3 separate regions of the Mus musculus genome follow, and regions 1 and 2 are each linked to region 3. Evidence: chromatin loops called from intact Hi-C (ENCODE). Cell type or tissue: heart. All regions are shown on one strand. Region 1 overlaps Smad6 (SMAD family member 6). Region 2 has its middle 26 kb from the start of Gm36033. Region 3 has its middle 4.6 kb from the start of Smad6.

Region 1 (8,000 bases), 54 kb before region 3:
ACCCACGTGAAAAGCCACATGTGGTAGCATGCACTTGTAAGCTCAGCACTGGGGAGGCAGAGACAGAAGGATCTCAGAGCTTCCTTCTCTGAGGATTGCCAAGTCAGCCTAGACTAATCAGCACGCCTAAGCCAGTGGGAGACTCTGCCTCAAAACAAACAAACAAACAAACAAACAAAGATGGGCAACTTCTGAGGAACAATATGCAAGGCTCACCTTTGAACCTACACATTCACAGACACACAACTGCAAACCTATCACACACACACACACACACACACACACACACACACACTACAACATACGCACAGGAAGTTCGGGACGCTCAGGACCCCACAGACAAACAGGGTGTAGGGCAGTAGGAAGAGACTCTGTGAGCCGGTGAAGCAGTTGGCAGATATGGTGCCTAGGTCCTGCCTTGAGAGGGACAGACTGTAAGGCCCCAGAGATGTGGGCAGGAGGCCAAGCTGGAAATACCGAGAGCTGTTCCAGCTTGGAGAAGTGGCCCTGCCAAGTCGGGAAGGCAGTGCTGACGGGGATGGGGTGTTTGTGGGGGGGAGGATAGTGGCAGGTTCCAGACAGGCCAGTCCCTAAGGGCACAGAGTCAGGAGCAACCTCTTGTGTCTCGAGGCACGTGGGAGCTGGAGTCCAGCCAGGGAGACCCAGAGCCGCCAGTCTTCCCAGGGTACCTCTGTCCTGGCGCTACCCCACAGCACTGTCCTTAGAGACACGGGTTAGACTGTAGTACACAGGACCAGTCTCTCCTCACTTTCTGGCTCCTGATTCCAGGAATGCTCACTGGAGCCCACCAAGACCATCTTGTAGGCATTTTGGAATCTTCTAGCTCACTAACACCCAGACAAGATGTAGGATGAAGGAGCCGCCTTGTGATGGATCACAGGGCTAGCCAGGGCCTCTCTGTTCCCTGTGGGGAAGCCTGGTGTATGGAGGATACTCCCCACCCCCGCATACAGACAAACTCCTCTGCCTCGTTCTGGTGGGCTTTACACACTGCTGTCACTTGGGATGGTGTAGAGTGGGTCCCTAGCAGGCAAGAAGTCCTGGCTTCCATCCCCAGCCCTAGAACATACATGCCTCAATAAGACAATGAAGCACAGCTCATCACATGCACACGCCTTACCACAAGATAGACATTTTCCACAGACACCCTGGGGACTGTGACCCTCATCAGTCAAGCCATCTGACTCCAAGGTGAGCATCAGGACAACGCCTCTCTCTCCTCCTCGACATTCATACTAAAACTTCATTGTGAACACGAAATTAGCAGGCCACTCTCTGTCAGAGTCCAGCCACCTCTACCTGCTGGCTCACAACACAGCGAACAGAAAACCGCCCAAACCGGGCCTTGAACACGTGGAGCTCCACTCAGAAACCACGGATGCACACTCCCTGAAGGGAAAGAGTGGGTAGGGTGTTTTCGAGAGTCACTTATTGTGGGTTTGGGTTCCAGCCAGCAGAGCTGCCACTGAGATGCAGGGAGAGAGAATTGGCTTAGGAGGTTGGGTTTCGCTTGTACCAGACAGATACCTACTGCACGCAGGGGCAGGAGACTGAAGCAAGAAAGTACTGGGGTTGTCAGAGGAAACTGGGGAGACGTTTGTTTATCCCTTCTAGTCATCTCAGAGTTATTTAGTGGCTTATACACATTTTATTGTTTCCCCCCACCAAAACAACACGAATAATTATTCTGTTCCAGAGTTGCCGGCAGAAAGTCCCACAGGCAGGCAGTTAGAGCCACCATCCTACTTCTGCCCCCCAAATGGGTTCTGTGGACTGAGGAGACTGACCGCCACCCCATCTGGTCATGAGAAGGTTTCAGGGCAAGGGGGTGAAACTCACCTCAGACTGGTAGAACTCTGAAAACTCCAGGTGGCTGGCTTTGCATACTACTGTCAAAAGGCATGGTCAACTGTCCCAGGAACATGCGGGGGAGGCTCTAACGGATTTGTGGAGAACTGTTATAACTTCAGGGTTGGAGCTTTACTGAACTCAACCTCCTCCATTTAGAGAAGAGGAAACGGAGGCAAAGAAGCAGAAATCCCTTGACGTCCCAGGCAGGACACTATCCTGGATACCACGAGCGAGCCAGAGAAACTAAAACAAGTATCACCAACGAGTCCATCCAACATGAATTATTTTTGCAAAACGGTCTGTTTGTTTGTTTTTGTGAGTAGCAGGGAGCGCCCCCACCCCCGGACTCCCCAATCCCTGGGCTGTCGGAACAACTCCCTGCCTGTGCCTGAGAAATGACCCGCCCCGGCTCCGCCATGGACTCTCAGGCAGAGGATGTGCGTTGCAAAAATGGGGCAAAGTTTCCTATTCTGAAGATAACATTGTAAGACACAGGAAGTCTGCGAGCAAGGCCTGTGTTTCCAGAAAGCCTGTCTCTGCTCACTCAGTCACAGCCATTCACAGTCACCTCCATTGTACCAGACAATCTGAGGCTTGACCGGGTACGTGCTGTTCAGGACAGGGACAGTGTGGCGCATGACAGTGGTCACAGCCCAGGTAAGAGACCAGAGAGTGGCTTTATGGGCCATAAGCTCACTAGGTCTCCCAGCAACCAAGCCTGAGACGGCTCTCCAAGTCCTGACTTCCCCTACCACAATAGAAAAGGGATGAAAGAGCCCAAGTTTCTTCTACTCTGGTGCCCTCAAGTCAAGATTCCCAGGCCCCACCCCTGGAGACTCTGATTCATGGGTCCTGGGTGGAGTCTGATATTCTGTGTGTTTTGCACAAGATTAGGAGGCCCCTCTGCTGGCCCCGATGGGTCACGATCAGCAGCCTGGCATAGAGGTAGGAGAGCTGACTCCCTCGTAAACAGATGACCAGGGTACAGGGACCAAACCAAATCAACTTCCTAGCACGAGACAGATGCAGCTGCTCTAGTGCCAGGCCTGGGAGACTAACTGGGAAGGAGGCGACACTCTGGAGCCAGCACGAATCAATCTGACTCAGTGGCTCTGGGTGTGTTTGATGACAAGCCCTTGGGAGAGTGTCTACCTTTCCTGTGGGATTTGGAATCCAGGATGAGGGTTCAAGTCCTGCCTCTACCGCTGGTCCAGATGACTACCTGGGATGAATGGTCTTAGTGTCTCTGAGCTTCCGTTTCTGTAGCTAGGTAACGGGTCAAGAACACTTGTCACCAAGAACTGCCAGAGGATGAAAGCCCTAGGGCTGGTGAGATGGCTCAGTGGGTAAGAGCACCCGACTGCTCTTCCGAAGGTCCGGAGTTCAAATCCCAGCAACCACATGGTGGCTCACAACCATCTGTAACAAGATCTGACTCCCTCTTCTGGAGTGTCTGAAGACAGCTACAGTGTACTTACATATAATAAATAAATAAATCTTTAAAAAAAAAAAAAAAAGCCCTAACAGCTAGCACGGCCTGTGAGCTCACCGTGTATCAGACACACCCAGTTCTCAGAAGGATGCTGAGAGCTCGGTTATTAACAGATGAAAAGAAACTAGGGCCTCCTGGTCCATTCAAGGTCATGACCAGAGGGTGGCTCAGGACTCACACATCCAGTCTGAGGCTGCTCTCCACACAGGAAAGCACCCCACTAGGCTGCCTTCCTTCCTCTGCACTGAAATGCACAAGACTTGTCCAGCACGCCTCTGTCTGTAAGGACATGACCTGAGCATGACAACTGAGGGGCAGTTATGGGGTGAGAGAAAGCAGAGATTCTGAGGTGGCTGTCAAGGAGATGAAGTACGGGGTGTCACACTGTGGAGCAAGACAAAGCAGGGCACACAGGTGGAAGACAAGGCTACAATGGCCTGCTCTGACCTGACGCCTGGAGCTGGAGTTACAGATGGTTGTGAACTGCCAGATGTGGTTGCTAGGAACCAAACTTGGGTCCTCTGGAAGAGCAAAGCGCTCTTCACCACTGAGCATGCCTCCAGCCCCAGGAGCCACCCGAGTGACACTACAGATCTAATAACAAAGCAGGAGTTCAAATGTAGTTCATTTGGTAGGGGGCTTGCCTATCACGCACCACTATCACACACCTGAGAGGTATAAGACAAAATAACCGTCCTTCCTTCCCAAGTTGCTTTTGGTCACAGTCTTTATCACAGCAACAGAAACCCTAACTAAGACAGCCTCACCCTGCTGGGGACATGCCTTTCATGGAAGTACTCGGGAGGCAGAGGTGGGAGGATCTCTGTGAGTTCAAGGCCAGCCTAGTCTTTTAAGAGGAGGAGGAAGAGGAGGAGATGGATGGACAACATAGACACCACAAACGCAGCAACTCGATATAAAGGGGATCCGTGTGGCATATGCTTCCGGGAGGGTCCCCACCCTGTCCGTGACACCAGTCACACTAGTGTGGCTGTCTCTCTCTTGTTCTACCCTTGCAGAGAATCTGATGCCTACCATCCAGACTCTGGACTGGACCTCCCAGTCTGTCTCCCTGACAGCATCTCCTTCTTGGTCTGTGTACACCTAAGAATTCATGGCAGTGTTCACACTCAGGGCAGGACAGGCCCCTCGGGGCCCGGAGCTACTGTGGCCTTGCTTGCTCTCCAGCCATGTGGGCAGTGCCTCCTACAGCTGAGGGACATGGCCAGGACCCAGAGGCCTGCCCTGACTTCTCTAGCCATCTCCTGGGGTTTCGGCAGACTCTCCATCTCGGTCTTTACATTGCTGGGATACATGGATATCACCTAAGCTTCGAAGATGAGCTCTACCTTCATAAAGAAGAGTCCTGATGGGTGTCCCCAGGAGCAACAGGAGGGGGCAGCAGGTCCACCAGCCCGGTCCTGTCTCTGGGCTTCTGTCTGTTCCACAGGCAGTCTGTCCATTCCCTCGGCGTCCAAGGCCTCTGCCCTTCTGGCAGCTCCTAACTAGAGCAAGGGTAGCTAACGGATTCCCCGAGGAAAGGGCATTTCCCACTGTGTGTGCCAAGCATACCAGGGCTACTGGCACCCCCAGACCTAGACTCGCTACTTCTCAGCTAGGTCTAGGGTCACACCTCACTTCCTTCCTGGGCTCTAACACATTATGGGGGCCCAGTGGTTTGAGTTTACAAAGGCAATCCCTAGCCATCTCCTGGGGTCTCAGCAGCCTCTCCATTTGGATCTTGACATTGCTGGGATACAAGGATATCAACTAAGCTTCGCAGATGAGGAACTCAAGACCCGTCAACAGTTGGGCCCTTTCTCTACCACAGTACAACTGCCTCAAATAGACACGAAGGTGGATAGATTATTTATTCACTTATTTGGGTGTTTGTTTGTTTGTTTACTTAGAGTCTCTCTCTATAGCCTTGGCTATCTGTGAACTCACCATGTAGACCAGGCTGGCCTTGACCGGGAAGAAGGAAGGTGCCTTCCCAGGGAGAGGAATCAGCCCTGTTCCCACTTCAGCCTGTGGTCTCTGATCACTCCATTCCTGATTTACTGTGTAGCTCTAGATGAGTTACTTCCCGACTCCGGCCTTCATTTGTTCAAACCGTAGGGGCTAGATTATGGGCAACTCTGCTGCCCCGGCTAGAGCCACTGGGGCAGCCCAGCTTTTGGGTGGAAGGTTCTGCTCTGTAGCAGGACCCTCCCCTTTGTGGGTATGTGGGAGGGAGGAAGGAGGGCAGGCAGGACAATGGAAACACGCATTTCAGAGCTCGAGTAAACAGCCCTGTTGGCATAGCAGAGCCGGAGCCGATGAACCAGAGTCCTGAAACCGTTAAAAATAGGAAAAGAAATGGCACAGTTCACATATTTTTGCAAAGCTAAGTCAAACCAACATCTGCAAAAAATATCCCCGTTAAACAGAATCGCAGGATTTCATTAAGTAAATTGCAAGTTGGCAAAAATTCTGAAAGAAGGGGAAAAGCCACGGGCTGGCCTGTGATTTAAACCTTATTTTAACTGTGACAGCGTGACTGCAGAAGGGCTCCTTTTCCAAACGAAAGGAAAAATAAAATAAAATAAAATCTAAGAGGAAAAAAAATAAGTTTTTCCCCCCCAAAGAGGGCCTCCCTCGAGCCGCCCCTCCTCCAGCCTCCAAGCAGGCAGCATTTTGGGTTGTTGTTGGTTTTTTTTCCCTGTAATTGCAGTGGTACCTAGTTTCCCAGTTTTCCCACGGATACAACAAATGGGGGGCGGAGGGGGAGGTGTGGAGGGAGGGAGGAAAAAGTGAGCGCACAGGCGGAGTCACCTCTAATTAGGGTGTTGGGTTTTCTCCTTACCAAAATGGCTAGGAGCACAGACCCCTGGGACTCCCTCCTTTCCCCCTCAGGCCTTCAAGTCCAGCCCCACAGTGGCTTCCCCACCTCCCCACGAGGTGGAGGCTGGGCCCAAAGGGGTGGTCCCTACTGCTCCCCAGCCTGGAGCCTCTATCATTCATCTTTAAAGTGAGGTACAAACAGCAACCACAATCAGGGTTCTGGCGGGGCAGTGAGTGGCAAAGAGGAAAGAATCCTGTAACATGCCAGGGGCCCACAGAGCCCAGGGAGGGCTGGGGACCACGGCTGCCAGGCTTCCGGGCTGGGATAAGTGACCAGTGTGGCCTGGTGGTAAAGCCACTAAGGAAGATGTGGTGAGGACATCTTGGGACTCGAGTGTGTACTGTGGGGGATGAAACTGAGGGCTTAGCCCATGATAAGCACATGTTCTAGAGGAAGTTACACAGGACCTCAGATCCGCCTTGACATTTAACAGTGACACACACACACACATACACACACGCACACACACGCTGCCCTCCATCCTCACCCCAGTGCAACCTCTGGAGGAGTCCTCCAGTCACCGATCTAAAACAAATATGTGACAGCTGCCTGTCTCTCTCCATCCTGCCTGAGAGAATCTGAACATCATCTCCTGGTACAAATGGGAAACTGAGGCCTAGCGAGATGGTAGTGAGATGGTCTTTGCCACGCAGCAGGGAATACAGCCCTGTTTTGATGATGGGGCCTGGAAGTCCAGAAAGACCTGCTTGTTAACATCCTGTGGGCTATGAGAGTGTCTGCTGGATGACTCTTGAGCTCAGCTATAACCTACCCTAAGTACTACCCTGTACTACTTTACAGGGCCAGAAAGGGAAAGACGTTTATCCAAGGTTACACAGCAAATGAGCAACAGAAGAGGGATTGTGAGTAAGGCGTCCTGTATGCCCAACCCTGTGAGCCCCATCCTCATCCTCGCCCCAGTCCATCTTGATGCTGCCAAGAGTTTCCTCAGGAGTCAGAGTCTCATCGCAACCCTCGCGATGGAGTCTTGAGTGAAGTTCTGAGCTCTAATACCACTGTCTACAGCGGCTGGGCTTCCTTCCCTTTAACATAGTTCCTCATGTTGTGGTGACTCCCTCCCATAAAATCATTTTGTTGCTACTTCATAACTGTAATTTTGTTACTATTAGGAATCACAATGTAAATAACTATGTTTCCCAATTGTTCTCATGTGACTCCTGTGAAAGGGTTGTTTGCTACCCCAAGGGGGTCATGACCTACAGGTCTAGAGTCAAAAGGTGTGTTTTTCTCCGAGAACCCATTTGTAAAATCAGGATGGTTAGTAACTGTACCCCACCCTCAAGACAGGCATCAGAACTCCGGGAGATCACACTGCAATGGCCCTGCCAATCAGCTAGCAGGCTCTCATTTCAGAGTCTCACCTCCCGCCACAGAGACTCTGAGAAACCCATACAGTGGACATGCAGCAAGGAGGGCAAGTGTTTCCTCCACTGGACAGTGGAGGACAGCCGGAGGCGGCAGAGACGGGTCGGCACGGCTCGGACAAGACTAGAGTTCAGTCAGTTCCCAGCACCTGTACCTGCTGCGCTCCCAGCTGTAGAGGATCGGACAACCTTCTGGATTCTTCAGGAACTGCACTCCCATGCACACAACTCATCCCCACCCCACACTCCCTACAGACCCTGCACACATAATTAAATTCAAGGCGGTTCCCGCGGTGTTAAGCTCCTCCCACCCAGGAGAGTTTGCAGAGCTGCACACAGGACTATGGATGGCGTGCCTGCGTGTCCA
Region 2 (8,000 bases), 110 kb before region 3:
CATGCTAGGGAAGCACTCTACCTACAGAGTTAAAGCTCAGCCCTGACAGTTTCTTAGGAAACACCAACCACTTGACCCAGAAAATCCACTCCCTGCTATCCATTGATGAAAACTAAAGCTAGCTCACTCACTGTCTGCCTTCAGAGTATGGGTGGGCCAGTTGCTTCAGGTTCCTGCTTCCTTGACTTCCCCACAGGATGGACTGTACCCTTTCATTGTAAGATGGAATAAACCCTTTCTCTCAGAGAGGAGAGAGGGTGAGAGAGGAAGAGAGAATGACAGAGAGACGAGTTGTTCTTGTTTTAGTTTAGATTTCTTGTTTGTTTGATATCCAAGTGAAGATTTAAATGTTAAAAGTTATACTTTGGAAATGATCCAGCTGTTCTGAACTATAGTTTGGCACACAGCTGTGAAACTAAACACACATGTCCCTGTGGTCCCTCTGGTAGGGATCAACCCCAGAGAAGCGGGCATCTATATTTGCACAAAATCTAGAAGTGTAACATGTTCAGTGACATTCTTCATAACTATCCCAAACTAGAAACAAGCCAAATGTCCCTCATCCAGCAAGCAGATAAACAAATGGCACCGTGTCCATGAAAAGCCATCGAATGGTGACAGGAAGGAGCAAATGTGGATGGCTTTCCAAGCCCTGGAGCCAAGTGAGAGGAGCCAGATTCCATGTGCAAAGGCACACTATGGGGACAGAAAACAGAGACCAGGCTGGAGATGGGAGGAGGGGTTGCCTATGGCAAGGCTTGATGAAAGGGCTCTATATCTTGACTGTCATGATGTTTACACATTTGCTATACATTTGTCAAGTCTCATAGACTGTGTAGTTTCAGGGATAACTCTTACGGAATGAGACTAACAGAACACAAGCGCTTGAAGACTGACCGGCTGTGAATGATGCATGAGTGGAGGAGGAGGAGTCATCTGGCAGGAAAGGCACAGGCAGGAATGTCTAAGACCCACAGGATCTCAGGGTGGGGATGACCAGTGGACAGCAGGACGTTAAAGGTGGAGACCTGGAGGTGACATGACCCTTGCCTCTCAACTGGCCTTCCCTTGAATATTCTTCTGCCTCCACCTCTCATGTGGGCCACCTTGCCTCCTAAGAGAACCCTCTTTAGTTCCATGTGCTACCCAGCTCACGCAGATCGCACATCACTGTCCAAGTTCTCCTAAGAGCTGAGCAGGGCCCTAGTGTACAGAGAGGCTCAAAGTGGTACCCACAAGGACCTTCCTGGTATTTCTGTATCTTGTCCAAGTTTCAGAAAACAGGACTCTTACCCTGTGTGGAGAGCAGAGAGCCGCTCTCATCTGCTTCTCTGAAATGGTCTTATCCCAGTGTAGAAGAAGGAAGGCTCAGCCCCTGGTCAGGGGCATGGGAGAGCACAGACCTCTCACCGCAGAGTGTCCCTGGACTGGAGAGAGTGAGAGCATCTTTGTGGTTCTCAGGTTCTCCAGTCTCCCCAGTTGCTGTAACCTTAATCCTCCCTGCTTTCCCGAAAACAGAGCTGACAGAGATAGTTGTGTTTTAGCCACGACTAAGGATGTTTAGCAAGGAGAGATGGGGAGGGTCCAAACCAAGGGGAAATGCCAGCACATGGGGAAGTACTGGGTCGAAAGAGGAAGAAAATGGCAAATATACAACAGGCTAATTAAACATCATCACAGGTTACAGAGCTGTTGGTAGGCTGCTCACGGGAGCAAGCCAACCTTGCAGAAGAGAGAGGAAATTTCCATACCCCTCCACCAGGGGGAGCACATGTGCCATTTCATCTGCAATGGCTGTGTAGTGTTAGTCCCACCCTGCTTGGATTAGGAAGAGCAAGAGGTGATACAGAGAAACCACCAGCCAGGAGCTCAAAGGCTCAAAGGTTGTTAGATGGGTTGCCGCTCTCTGGTGGTGTTCGCACAAAGCAGAATCGTCCATAGTTCAGGGACTCTGGATCTAATCTGGTTGCCTCCACTATGCAGCTGTGTGGCCGTGGCCAGTTCACTGCATCTTTCTGGGCATCTGTTTCCACCTCTGGAAAACAGGGCGGTGCCTTTCCCGCTCAGAAATGACAGGAAAGGATTGACGTTGCAGACACCCACAGAGTTCTGCCTTCAGGAGTCTCTTTAGTGAGAGAACAGAAGAGAAGAGGCTGGTGAGCTGGCCTCTCAACTGGTGGCTGAATGAGGCCTGGTGAGGAGGATGTGCCCAGGGAATGTCCTTGAACACCAGGGAAGCATCCGGGTACCAGCATACTCCAATCCTGACTGTGCCAGCTATTTGCTGGGGAGCCTGGTCGAGTTTCTCTCTTTCCCTGAACTTCGATTTCTCCCTCCTTGAAGAAAGGGAACCACATCTGATTCTTGGAGTTCTGTACCCCTCAGCTCCTCTCTCTCCAGTGGCTCTGGGGCCACCAAATCTGAGGTGAGGTCAGGTAGGGAGAAGGTCACCAAAATAGGCCAGCTCCCTATTTAGGGCCCAGAGCAGGACACTGATCACAAAAAAATTCTCAGTGAGGCAGAGTCAGACACTTCCTAGGGGAACGGTCATTGAACAGCAGGCACTTAAGCTGCCCTAAGCAGGGGCTCTGGTCCAAATCTGGGGTCTTGATCCTCTGTGAAACCCTGCATATTTCCTCACATTCCCCAGGAAGTCTGAGTCCCCAAGAATGGCCCTCTAATGCCATCTATAGCAGGGGCAGAGAACAAAGCAGGCATGAGTTTTGGAACTGTCTGTAGTTGTGGGAGCCACAGCGCTTTCAAGGAGAATTCCCCAAGGAGGTCGCAGACTACACTTGAGGAGCCCGGGGCAGTGAGAGACAGGAAATCCTGGCATGGGAACACTTGTCCAAGGGGATGAAAGGCCAGGAGACTTTAAAGGGGGTCTCGGGAGACTGGGGCGTCCTGGTGCAGGGCCCCTCTTCTTAGGAGTGATATAAGGGCTTTGGGTGAATTCCTGGCGGCTCCAGCTTTGAGGAATCCTTAGGCCTTATCTCCTAGTGATATATACTGACATGTTTATGGATGAAATAACATGCCTGGCATTTGCTTCAAAAACACCCAGTTGCCAGGAGAGGCAGAAAGTTTGCATAAGGAACGAAATTGGCCATGACTGACAGACAGTGGCTAAGTAGGTGATCAAAACGCAGCGCCCCTCACACTGGACTTTCTGCTTTCTGTAAGAAAATGCCCTGTCAGAGCTGGAGCTCAGAGCTCCATGCCTAACACAGCATGAGGGCCTGGTTTCCATTTGTCCCCAATATCATGTTTTTTAAAACCTGGCCATGGTGTGGGCCCCATGGCTCAGCAGGTAAAGATCTTGTTCTGAAAATCTTACGCATGCATCGTGAGTTCCATCCCCTGATCTCACAGTGGAAGGAAGGAAGGAAGGAAGGAAGGAAGGAAGGAAGGAAGGAAGGAACAAGGAAAGAAGGAAGGAAGGAAGGAAGGAAGGAAGGAAGGAAGGAAGGAAGGAAGGAGAGATCTGGCTCATGAAAACTGTCCTCTGATTTCCACACAAGCACTTGGGCATAAGTGAGCATGCACGAGTGCCCAAACACACGTGTGTGCTCACGAGCATACACACACTAATTAATTAATTTTTAAAAACAAGCATAGGAATTGGACAAATGGCTCAGTGGTTAAGAGCACTGGCTCCTCTTCCAGAGGTCCTGAGTTCAAATCCCAGCAACCACATGGTGGCTCACAACCATCTGTAATAAGATCAGATGCCCTCTTCTGGTGTATCTGAAGACAGCTACAGAGTACTTATATACATAAAATAGATACATCTTTTTTTTTTTTAATAAAATAAAAGCTGTAAATGTGAGTGGATCAGAAGTTCAAGGTCAGCCTCAGCTACACAGAAGCTTGGAGGCAAGCCTGGGCTCCTTGAAACTCTGTCTCAAAAACAGTTCATAAGTCCACACACAGCCCCCAGCCAGTGGCCTCCAAAGTGTGGCACAGGCTCAAGCCTTTCTGGTGGCTAGCCTGATCTCCACATGACCACCAGAGGGAGCCCTGGACAGTGTCAGACCTTGCAGCCTGGCTCACCCTTGCTTGGTACCAGTTCACCACAAGACAGGCCCATAGACTATCTTCTTCATCCGGCCTCCATGCTGGGCTGCCACAACCAGCCCCACAACACTTTAAGCACTGCAGTGCTGTAAAGGCCATAGTTACATTGGATAACGCGCATCTATTGCTTCGCTGGAACTCAGACTTAACTGAACAATCTCTATCATATCTGGAAGATGACCTCTACCTATCTTACCAAAAGAGACATGCCATCTCAATGTCCCCCAGGGCCCCCACTATACAGAGGTGCCCCTTCCCAGCAGAGACGCAACCTCTGACTGAGTTTATACCATTGCCTGCCAGCAAGGATTTTAAGCTTGCTTTAGAGGACAGATGTCGGTGTGTGGTATGCAACCTGCCCAGCTCTCCATGACAGTCCCACAAGAGGCCAGACAAGCAGGTACTTCCTGAATGAGGAGGCAGCCTTCAAGCGAGTGCTTGCTTCTCCTCAGCAGGGTGCTGGGACTGGAAGTGTACGGCCATGTCCAGGCCTCAGCTGGCAATCTGCTCTGGGTGTTTTTGGACTTGGGCCCTATCTGCTATGCGTCCCATGGTAGTGGGGAGAGGAACCCGGTGCCAGGCGCCGGCTGCCCCATGGCCCGAGGGTGTCCACTGCAATTATTACAAGTAATCAGTTGACCAGCCCGGCCCCGGCCCTCCTCCCACGCCAACACTTGGCCCTTGTTCCTGGACAGGCCCCTCTGTGTCCCGTCCTTTGTGGCTGACATTTCATTAGGATCATGCAGCACTGGGGTAACCCCGAGCCCCAAGCCCATTCTAGGGAGAGGGGGGCTGGTCCTGGCCATGTAGATACTTGGCCTGGGGAGTCTAGGCAGACTGGCTGTCGCCAGCCAGGCAGCCGCCCCCTCCCGCCCCCAAATATCCAGTGTGGGCCACTGGCTGATGTGGAGCCACGGGGACGCCAGCTGACTTGGATGCTTTTGTTCTGGGCCTGGAGTGGTCTAAGCATGGTGGCTCTTTCACTGAGGAGACACAGATAACAGGCGGCAGGGCCTGATAAGGTGTCTGCCGGTGGTTTCCTCCCAGACGGGTCCCACTGCTCTCACAGGCCCAAGAGGACTTGGCCCACGCCTGTCACCAAAGAAAAGTTACCCCTCCCCAGGGTTTCAGCCTCCCCACACAGGCCAAAATAAAACCCAAAGGGGGTTTGTATGGAAAAGTCAGCAGAGTCCCCAGAGGCGCCAGGCCCAGAGCAGGCTGGGCTGCCTCAGTTTCCTTCCCATGAAGAGAATGCCAGGGAAGGCATTCTCCCTGGGTCTATAATGCACTTATAATAAACTGGAGATCCTGGGCTGGGGTTGGGGATCCCTGGACTTGTCTAGGTCCCCTCAAATGGCATTGCCAAGGATACACACAGCCTCCTCTATGTCAGACTCCGTGAGAGGGCTTAGGAAGAGATAAGACACGGCCCAGGGCTCCTGCCAGGAGGAATCGCCTGAAAGATCTATCACCACTCACCAACCTAACCCAGACCAGGCCTCCAGCCCCAGGCTCACAGACTGGAGGGGCTCTGGGGTGAATGTCAGTACAAAAAGACCACAGCCCTGAGAGCTGAGGTGCCCAGGAGCAAGGGGTCTCTAGTCTGATGGAGGAGGCCTGCCTGGCTTCTTGCTTACTCCTTGCTACTGCCTAACGAAGGCAATGTAAGACAGGAAGGGCTCATTTTTGACTCAGAGTTTGAGGAAGCAGTCCACCGTGGTGGGAAAGACGTGGCAGCGAGGCACGTGGACTGTGCCACAAGAGGACCTGACACGGAACTGGCAAGGTAGAGCACGGTCAGACCCCAGACATCTCTAAACTTGAGACCAGCAGGAGCAGACATAGCCCCATCCCTGTTTCTGTGCCTGTCTCGGAAGGAGCACATGACCTGGAGACACCCCCTCTGGCCTCCCCCACCCCCCAGCAACCAGGTAGGTACAGGCAGTCACAGTAGCACAGCCTCTGGAATTCTTCCCCATGCAAATGAGGCATCTCTGTAGGCTTAGCCATCAGCCAGTGACTTTTTCCCTCCCTGAATATCCTCAACCCAAAACCTATATAACCTTTGGCTCACCCCAAATAAAGTGTATGCATCCAAAACAAGCTATGATTCCCTCAGAAAGCTGCTTCACCAAAGCTCGTCTGAGAAGGCCTTTGTCTAAAAGAGCCGTAACACTAAGATTCTCAATGAAGGTCCCCATCCCCCATCACTCGTTCCCAACCTGACCCGGATCCCGCAGACCCCACCGGTTCCTCCAACTTGAGTCCAGACACCCCCCAAGAGGGGAGGTGAACCCCAGAACTACAGCTGATCTCTGTGCATCTGCAATCAGGAAGCAGAGACACAAACGCTGGGACTCAGCCCAAATCCCCCTCCCCCACACCTCCCCACCCTATCCCCAAGGAATCCCCAGCCCATGGAATGACAGACACCTCGCTCATTTAGAGTGGGTCTTCCCAACGTAGTTAACCCAATCTAAAAACTCCCTCACAGGTGCACCCGGAAAGTCTGGGTGGTTCTCCATCACATCAAGTGTCAATCAATATTAGCCATCCTAAGGACTCAAGGAATTCTTGAGAAGACTGTTGGAGTGATCAGGCAGCCTCAGGAATTACTGGGAAAGGCTTTCTGACAGTAGTGGGTGTTCCCCTCAGCCTGCATCAGAACCTTGAGCTCCAAATTTACCTATAGTAAGCGGAGGTCAGAGCTGGCCAATTGTCATGTGGCAGCCAGCATGGACATGAGGTGTGGGAATGAGGTTAGGCAGCGGAGGGTCCAGGTTTTCCCTCACCCTGACGCGTGTGGCTTTGGGCACACACATGCTCTCTCTCTCTCCTCTCTCTTTGGCTTACAGGCTTTCAGGAGCTTCTTAGGGGTGAAAGCCACGGATCAGTGCTCTGGATGATTGGAGAGAGTGGCCTGGGCTTCTCCCTGCCAAAAAGTCCCAGGGGGAATGAACACCCAAGTCCCTGCACCTGTAGTCTCTCCAAGGGACCTGACAGTCCCACAGCCAGGCCCCACGACCTCTTCTCCAGCTCAGAAAAGAAGGCCTGGAATTCTAGAATTCCACTGCCCTAGAGAAGCACATGAGGCCTTATGCTCTGACCTTCAAATTCACCCACCCAGCTCTCAGAGGCCTCCCCAAGCCAAGCCCAAACCAGGATCCCGCCTCACCCACCCCATGTGCCTCTTCCTTCATAATCAAAGCCCACTTTTGTCCCTGGCACCATCACACCCTTACTAGAGCAGTTCTTACAATGCATTCATCAGCCGCCACCATACACCTAAGTACCACAAGCCAGGATGGCGGTGACAGAGCCAGCTTCTGCCCCAGATACATATATAGCTCTGTGAAAGGCAGAGAGAGCCATAGAGCCACAGGAACAAGGAAGGAAGGTCAGGTCTTGGGCTAGACCAGTGTCATGGAGTACGAATTCTAGAATTTTGATTTCCTTAAAAAACACAGAACGACTATAAGAATATGCTTTGTTTTAATCCCAGGTGTGAGAATGTGGGGCTGTGTTGCACTGTCCGCAGCAGCTGACTATGATTTGTCTCATGCTCTAGCAGAGGCATGGTTTTGCCAGCTGCAGAGAGTTTCTGTGATTATGTGACGTTTGGAATTCTGGGAACTTTTCAGGGGGTACATAAATACTAGAGCCGGGGCTGGAGAGATGGCTCAGCGGTTAAGAGCACTGACTGTTCTTCCAGAGGTCCTGAGTTCAAATCCCAGCAACCACGTGGTGTCTCACAACATCTGTAATAAGATCCTACCCTTTTCTGTAGTGTCTGAAGACAGCTGCAGTGTACTCGCATATAATAAATAAACAAATCTTTAAAATAAATAAATAAATAAATACTAGAGTCCTGATAGGTGGGGTTGGTGGTTGTTGGGTGGATGTGGGGCTTGTGGTTTGTTAGT
Region 3 (8,000 bases):
GACTTGGACAGGGTGGGGTAGAGGCAGGAGTGCTCTTGGATGGCTCCTCCTGGTCGCCCCGGCTCTCCCTCCTGGCGTCCTAGGCTCCTCTCAAGGCCAGGCGCTTTCTTCTCCCTTCGAGGATTTACCTTATGCCCCTTCGAGAGTGATAGAGGGGCGTGCTTTCCCCAGTTATGTTTCACTATAAAAACGGGGGCAAGTTGGGGACAGACTTGGGGACCCGGCATGGGAAGGGTTAAGGCCGCTCCTGCCCTGGAGCCGGCGCGGCGGGGTACCTCCTCGGGCGTGCTTGCTAGTCCGAGGGTGGCAAAAGTTCAAGCTTGTAAAGTCAGGATTGGCCCCGCGCGGAGGGGAAAAAAGGCCTGGTTCCCCCTCCCCCTCCCGGGCGTGGCGCCGATTGGCCCAGCCGCAGGGCCGGCCCCGCCCTCCCCTGGCGCGCCGCGGCCCCACCCCCGGCGCAGCACCACGCCCCTTTCCGGGCAGGAGCGGGGCCCCGAGCTCAATGAAAGAAATTCCGCTACTCTCATTGGCCTGGGGCTTGACGCCGCACCCCGCGGGAGGCGGAGTGGGGAGGATGGGGCGCGGACTTGTGATCCCCTTTAGGATACCTGTGCTCTGGACTGCTGTAGCGAAGGTGGTGTGCAAGTCCAGGAACGGGTCTGGAAGTGCGCTGGGGGAAGGGTCGTGTGTGTAGGAAAGATACAGACTACTTCCCTGAGTCTTACCTGGAGCCAGGTACTCCAGTGCTGCAGGGCCGATTGTCACACCCACCCTTCACTATTTTGGCCAAGGTGAATATGAGTAGCTGTCCTGGCCTTGGTTTCTCAAGATTCTAGGAAATCCTTACTAATAAGTGCATACATCAAAAGTGGGCAAGAAGCGCCCACACAAACTTGTCTTTTAGCTTCCGTTCATCCCTGAAGAAGTTGATGATCCTAAAACGCAAAGAGAGCCTACAGGATTGTGCACACCCATGAGTACAGCACTTGGGAGGTAGAGGAAAGAGAATCAGGAGTTCAGTGCTCTCCTGGGCTACACAGAGACCTGGAAGCCAGCCTGGGCCTGCGTAAGACCCTGTCTCCGAAAGTCTCCCAAAATAAAATAATAAATACAAAGAGAAGCCAATTATGTTCTCTCTTACGAAGATTTTGTTGCCTTGCCTCTGGGTTACAATAAGAGCAGATGCTTTGAGCTCTTTACCATGGTAGCAGAAGTTTCAAGCCTAAACAGCTAATGGGTTTTATTTTCTCTGTGTACAGATGAGAAACTGAGGCACAGAAACTTGCTCATTTAATTTGAAACCTATTGAGAGCACTAAGACACCAAAACCAGAGAGCTCCAAGTTCTCACCCCCACTCCCCAACAGCAGGGAGAGGCATGTAACTATGTGATGTCACAACATCGCTTTTAGGTGTGTGGTTTCCCAAATAAGGTGCATGGTACTGCCTCTATTAGACCTGCTGGATGGACATTTCATACGGAGGCCACAACTCCCCACTACAAGACTCTGGAGATGAGGGTAGCTGGCAACCACCATTATATAGAGTGCCAAGGCCTTGGACACAATAGCCTGCACAAGTTTGTCATCCCTGATCGGGTGGGACTTGAACCCAGCTAGAAAGAAGTATGAGTGTCAAAGACACCAAGACTCCTGAAAGAGTTCCCTGCCTGTAGACAATCTGCAAGGCCTCCCTCACAGTAGGGGAGGATCCTTACAGAAGTCTCCCCACATCCCTACTCCTGGTGAGGAGTATGAGTTGAGACTTTCTGTCCCTCCTGCTCCTTACTCTGAGCACAAGCATCTCTCCCTGAGGTATACCAGGCTAGGAGAGACTAAAACAGGACCTTAAGAAGCCTGCTACCTTAAGCTAGGCGCTGGAGAGATGGGATATCACTAAAGTGTTCACCATGACAACCTGAATTGGATGCCCAGTGGTCCCTGGGGGGGGGGGGGAGGCCCAGCAGTGCTGGCTGGCAAACCCAGAATTGAGATATGGGAGGTTGTGGGGGAGGGGCAAACAGAGGCAGATTCCTGGAGCTCTCTCATTCCTAAATAAATAAGGAAGGTGGAGAGTAGTCAAGCAGACAATGTCAACCTCTGGCCTCAGGCATATATATACATTCACAACACATATACCACAAACACACATGAAACGAACAATTAAATAAAGGAATAAATAAGAGGGCTGCTAACTTAAGCAAAATTTAGCCTCTTGGCCCATGTTCACTAGGAGATAGATATAGGGTGGGGTAATGTAGCCTAGAAAGGATGCCCCCTGCACTACAACCAGAGTCTGGTAAGCCTGAGTCTAGGACTGATGCTACTATGGTACTTCTCCAACTGGGTAAGTGTGGGTTATCCTCTGTAAAATGGGAATAGCAATCATCATGCCAGCTAGGGACAGCTGCCAAAGCTGAGGGCTGCTCCTCCTCAGGCCCATCCAGCTCAGGACTTGACACACCTTATAACCACTAGAGGGTGTGTGCAGTGGTGGCCAGCTGCACAGACCTGCAGAGTGGCAGCTCTGACCTCCACCCTACTAAACTGCCAGGCTGGGAGTCCCTGGGATATAAGGAAGAGAGGGCAAAGGAGGAAGGCTGGACTCCCATCGTCAAGGTTCTGCAACTATCGTCAAGGTTCTGCAGTTGCAGGAAGTCACCCAGGAAGAAGTAGCTGACCCCTTAGCTTCACACCTGTCCCCTCCTTCCTCTCTCTCCTCAGAGCACTCCATGATTCCTCATTTCAGTATTGCCCCACTTACAACAGCACAGTTCCATGTTCTTTCCCCTGAAATAAAGGCCCATAAGGGCAGAGATCCCAAGTAGCCAGGCTAGGCCACCCACATCAGTGTGAATCAGAATAAGACCACTGGACACGCTCCTGTCTGAGACAGTTCTTGCCTCACTTCTCCTGGCACCAGAACAACCTGCAGGGTGGCTGAGTTAAAATTCCCACTTCACCGAGCCCCCATGCTCCCCAGCTAGACTTTCCTAGGCACCATCTTCTCCAACTCTCCCAGCAACACAAGGAAGGTCTTGTTCCTAGACTCTTCTTCAAAGCTGGGGAAACAGACGGTAGGCTATTTTGTTTCTGCTCGTATGGCCAGTAGGTGGCAGAGTTGAGACCAGGTGAGTGAGTGTGTGGCTCCTTAGCACCTGGTTCTACAGAGAAAAAAAAAAAGTTGTCTTTTGCCCCTAGGAAGTTTCCACATTAACTAGTAAGGACTATGACATGAAACAGCAGAAGTCACTGAAGCTAGAGTTTGCTTCTGAGTGATGGGAAGGGATCTGGATCTAGGGAGCATGGTTTACAAACAAAGAAGTTATACAGAACGCATAGCCACCTCTCACCATGACTAAATGGATTAACAAGAAGATTCATCATAACCCACTGTACAGAAACTGATTCAAATGCCCAGGCCCTGCTTATTAGCTCTAGGAGAAGAATTTATTATATGCTCAAATGTTATATTACAACCCTAGGACCCACTGGCTAAGGGATGTTGTCTACTCCTTTGGAAAGCAAATCTACTTGGTCAACATAAACCCAAGTGGAAAAGTTGGGACACACTTGAAAGTGATAAACAGCCCTTCTGGAATTCTGATACATGCTACAGACTCTTCCTTGTGGGGTCAGGGGATGCCCGTATACTCTAATGGAGCTCTGTGTTTATTGGTGTTTATTGAGCTCCTGCTGAGTGCCCACCTCCTCCTCCCAGAGCTGGGGAACCTGCAATAAGCCAAGTCCAGTAATTCCAGAGTTCATGGAATCTAGTGAGAAAGAGACAGACCACAACCAAAGGAGCAGGGTGCTCTGCACACTGAAAACGCCACGGCCAAAGTGAAAAAAAGAAGAGGAAAGAGGAGTGTCAGGGGGCAGGGAGGCATATATCAGGGAAGACTTCCCTGGGAAGGTGACATTGGAGTGAGGGAATGACATTTTCTTCGGGACATAATTGGGTTGAGGTCTTGGTGGTGACATTGACGTCATAGTGGTAGTTGGGGCAGGGGGTTTTCCCTCACAGTCTGCTTGCAAACAGCTGCAGGGATGGATAGCAGTGAGCACAAGAGCCCCGAAGCAGATTCATGCCTGGAACGCATGTGTTTAGAACATTCCAAGGCTTCACAGAGGTAAAGAAGTCAGAGAAATACTCGGGGCAGATGTGGGCCCATGCAAGCCATTGGTGGGTCTTTGGCTTGTGTTCCAGGTCAGTTGGGAGCCACTGAAGGTCCTGAGCAAGGGAGAGGCAGGACCTGCTTTCTAGGTTATGTGGTTGATATGCAGGACCAAACCCTGGGCTGTGTGCGTGCTAGCTGAGTGTTCTACCGCTGTGCTAGGCCACTTAGCCCAGGCTGGCTTTCTGTTTTACTAGGTTCCACCTAACTGCATGTAAAGAATAGCCTGCTGCCCAGGCGGGAGCAGGAGCCTGGCTGGGAGAGTCAGAGGAGGCCTGGACCAGGGTGGAAGCAGTGAAGAAAGGGAAGCAGAGATTCATCTGAGACACATATATCCGGTCTCTGCTGTCGCGTGCTTAAGAGTGTGCAGTCACTTTTTGAAGATGAAATGCCAGGCCATTTGGCATTTATTTATAGTTTTTGAGATAGGGTCTCATGTAATCCAGGCTGGCCTCTAGCTTGATATATAGTCAACACTGTGTTCTGTTATATAGTGCTGGAGATCAAAGACACTTTGTTTATTTAGTATTTGCCTGCATGTATATCTGTGTATCATGTACGTACTTGGTACCCTAAGGACCAGAAGAGAGTGTCAGGTCCCCTGGAACTGGAGTTCCAAATGGTTTTAACCTGCCATGTGGGTGCTGTGGGCTGAACCCGGGTCCCCTGCTGTAGGGGCAAGCCTCTTAGCCCCTGAACTATGGCTCCAGCACTCAGTTCCGTTTGTAATTAATAACATCTACAAAGGCAGGACATTAGTTATGTTTATCGCTTTTTTAAAAGACATAGGTTGACTTGTGCATCAAGTAAGTCTATTTCTCTGTGTATCATACCAAATGACCCTGGGATCGCCAGTGGCTATGTGACACCGGGTTGATCAGTATCTAATGTCTCCCTCTTTGGTTTTGTTTCATTTGTCTCAATGTCTCTCAGAAAAGATGATTCCTTTGGTTTTTGCCTCGTAATTGGGGGGGGGGGCGGCCGCAGGAGGTGTATTTCCATAGCACTCCTGAACCAGTTGCTAGTATTATTCTAGCCACCCTGGGTCTGAAGACAGCTACAGTGTACTTACATATAATAATAAATAAAATCTAAAAAACAAACAAACAAACAAAAAAACAGAGTCTCGTGAAGTCCAAGCTGGCCTTGAACTTGTTGTATAACTAAGAACTAACTTGACTTCCTGAGCCTCCTGCCTCCACCTTCCAAGTATTTGGATTATAGGAATATACCATGGCGGATTGATAAGGTGCTCAGAATCAAAGCCAGGAGTCTCCACCTAAGCTAGATCCCCAGCACCAGGAAATGTATCTTTACATGATAGAGCTTCTTTAACATATACGTATACTACACAGATATGTGAAATAGATAATATATTTAAACTTGTAACTGCTTGATACTTCCACACATTTCATAATGACATTTAATTGTCCCACTCCCTACCCTCAACTCTCTCCCTTGACTATTACATATATATTTATTTACAACACATTCTACATTGATATTAAAACTAATCCAGGCCTGGAGAGATGGCTCAGCAGTTAAGAGCACTGACTGCTCTTCCAGAGGTCCTGAGTTCAATTTCCAGTACCCACATGGTGGCTCACAACCATCTGTAATGAGATCCAATGCCCTCTTCTGGTGTGTCTGAAGACAGCAACAGTGTACTTACATATATAAAATAAATATATCTTTTTAAAAAAAATCCCTGATTCAGATACACCAGGCAGTGGAATGAAAATGTTAGAAGGCTTGCCTGCATCTCTCCTCTTCCCTCTGACTCCTGACCTCAAAGAGCTTCCCACACGTTCTCTGATACCCCAGGCTTTACTGTGGGTGCCATATGCCTTTCTGTTTGAACCCCAAGCCTCCCTTCCTTGCAGGACCCTGACATTGGCAGGCCCCTCTTCCTCAGAACTTGAGATAACTTGCCACACCCCTAGCCTAGCACCCTGGGGACACTCCAGTAATGTTGGGAGAAGGGAGGCAGATTGGAATTTCTAACAGAGTCAGCCAGCTTGCCCTCCAGTCTGCATAAGACTTATGTCCATCAGTCCTCACTCTCAGCCTACGCACACCCCACAGATGCACTTGCAAAGGAGGGCTGTGTGCTACTTCTGACATGTGCAAAGTCTCATCCGTAACTATTATTTTATAAGAAAAGACAGGCTCTGGGCTTTTTGGTTTCACTGACAGTGTAACTCTGGCTGTCCTGGAACTCAATCTGTAGACCAGACTGACCTTGAACTCAGAGATTTGCCTGCCTCTGCTTCCTAAGGGCTGGAATCAAAGGTGTGCACCACCATCACCCAGCGATAAATTGTTAAAAATATAAAAGAAATAAGAGAGAAAGCAGGAAACCTAAGGGTTTGACCACAGTGGACATTATGCCACAGGCCCATCCCTGCTGTACAGAGACTGAAGCCATGTCCCTCAACGCTAGGCAAGGTCTCTGCCTTTGAGCAACATAGCTAGCCCACTACATTATTGTTCACATTCATTTTTATTTTTGTTTCATTTTTGAAACAGTGTTTCATGTAATCCAGGCTAGCTATTAACTTACTGTGTAGCTGAGGATGGCTTGAACTTTTGATAGCCCTGTCTCTGCTTTCTGGGGTGTTTTCTAAGACTATAGGCATGTGCCACTACACCCAGCTAACCTTGACTAAAAAGCATGTGTTTACAGATACACAAACTGGAAATATGCACAATTAAAACCAGGCATTGGTGGTACCTGCTTGTCACGGAGACAGGGGGATTAACACAACTCCCAGGCTATCCTAGGCTACCATGTGAGTCCCTGTCTGGGGACAGGCCTGGTAAAGAGGAATGGACTCACTCTTCAACACAGAACCATTTGGTGGTCTGTTCAATTGCTTGTTATTTGGTTTGGTTGTACTGTAGTGTTGTTGTCTTTTGATATAACAGTCTCACTATATAGCACAGATTGGTCTCAAACTTACCATCCTCCTGCCTCAGTCTCTCCTGGGATTACAGGCAGTATCCTCCACCACTCCCAACTTTGTTATCTTTATCTTTTTAGATCTATTTAATAATTAATTAATTTTGGAGGGCTTGTGTGCCCTGGAACAAGTGTGGAGGTCAGAATGCAAATTGTAAGAGCTGGTTCTTTCTCCAGTGTGGATCCCAGGGAACAAACTAAGGATATCAAGCTTGGCTGCAAGTGCCCTTCCCCAAAGCCGTCCAATAGTAAATCGCTAATACTTGTGCTTGGTACAAGGTCTAGATAGTCCTATTCAGTACCAAAGCCACATCCTGCTCTCTGTTTCCTGCACCCTGGCAGGCAGTCCCAGGTGGACACCTGTCAGTTCCCTCCCCAAGCTGAATCCTTAGAAATAGTTAAATCAAAAGCTCAGGAATGACAAATTTGCTGTCTAAATTATTAACAGTGGTTGCAGAAAGGAAGAAAATCAACAAAAGAATTGTTTATTAAAGAATCCTAATCTCTGAAACAGTCCATTGACCTGCAAAGCAGGACATGACTCAAATGACAAATGAAATGACAAGACCAAGCAGAGACAGAGGTAGGAGCTGACGACAGTGGGGCGGTACATCCTGTCTCGCCTTGCTTGGGACTTCCTGTGTGTATGTCTTCCTTTCCAGCCTGGCCAGGGCTGGCTTCATGCTTTTGTTTGCTCCAGAGCCTGGTGCACAGAGGCCATCAGAAACACACCCTATCCTCATTCCGTCTGGCACAAGTCACCTTCAGAGAAGGGACAGAAGACAGAGTCACCCACATCCTCCAGAGCCTGGTGCTGGACACAAGGCAACATTATGACCCCTGCAGACCCTGGACACCTCCA

The links. Hi-C counts contacts between places; a loop is a spot of excess contacts. Peaks named below come from ENCODE experiments on the same cell type or tissue, not always from the same donor. Only the 100,000 strongest peaks of a DNase experiment are listed, where the experiment ranks them.
Region 1: a loop joins it to region 3, with 3 times the contacts of the local background. A loop is called at or near these places in 6 of 42 quality-filtered maps.
Region 2: a loop joins it to region 3, with 2.8 times the contacts of the local background. A loop is called at or near these places in 9 of 42 quality-filtered maps.

Annotation. Positions count from the first base shown.
Region 1 is chr9:63,968,221-63,976,220 of GRCm38, forward strand. All of the region lies in intron 3 of Smad6 (SMAD family member 6), which reads right to left. Among named protein-coding and RNA genes, the nearest start is that of Gm36033, 28 kb to the left of the region's middle. In heart, a CTCF peak has its summit at 3,519; DNase peaks (open chromatin) are centred at 531, 2,341, 2,791, 3,601 and 4 weaker places; H3K4me3 peaks cover 688 bases; H3K27ac peaks cover 7,210 bases.
Region 2 is chr9:63,914,414-63,922,413 of GRCm38, forward strand. No RefSeq gene overlaps it. Among named protein-coding and RNA genes, the nearest start is that of Gm36033, 26 kb to the right of the region's middle. In heart, CTCF peaks have their summits at 1,747 (motif pointing right) and 4,011 (motif pointing right); DNase peaks (open chromatin) are centred at 1,778, 4,038, 4,829 and 4,978; H3K4me3 peaks cover 388 bases; H3K27ac peaks cover 5,617 bases.
Region 3 is chr9:64,022,667-64,030,666 of GRCm38, forward strand. No RefSeq gene overlaps it. Among named protein-coding and RNA genes, the nearest start is that of Smad6, 4.6 kb to the left of the region's middle. In heart, CTCF peaks have their summits at 484, 2,466, 3,094 (motif pointing right) and 3,295; DNase peaks (open chromatin) are centred at 395, 2,465 and 7,845; H3K4me3 peaks cover 953 bases; H3K27ac peaks cover 6,255 bases.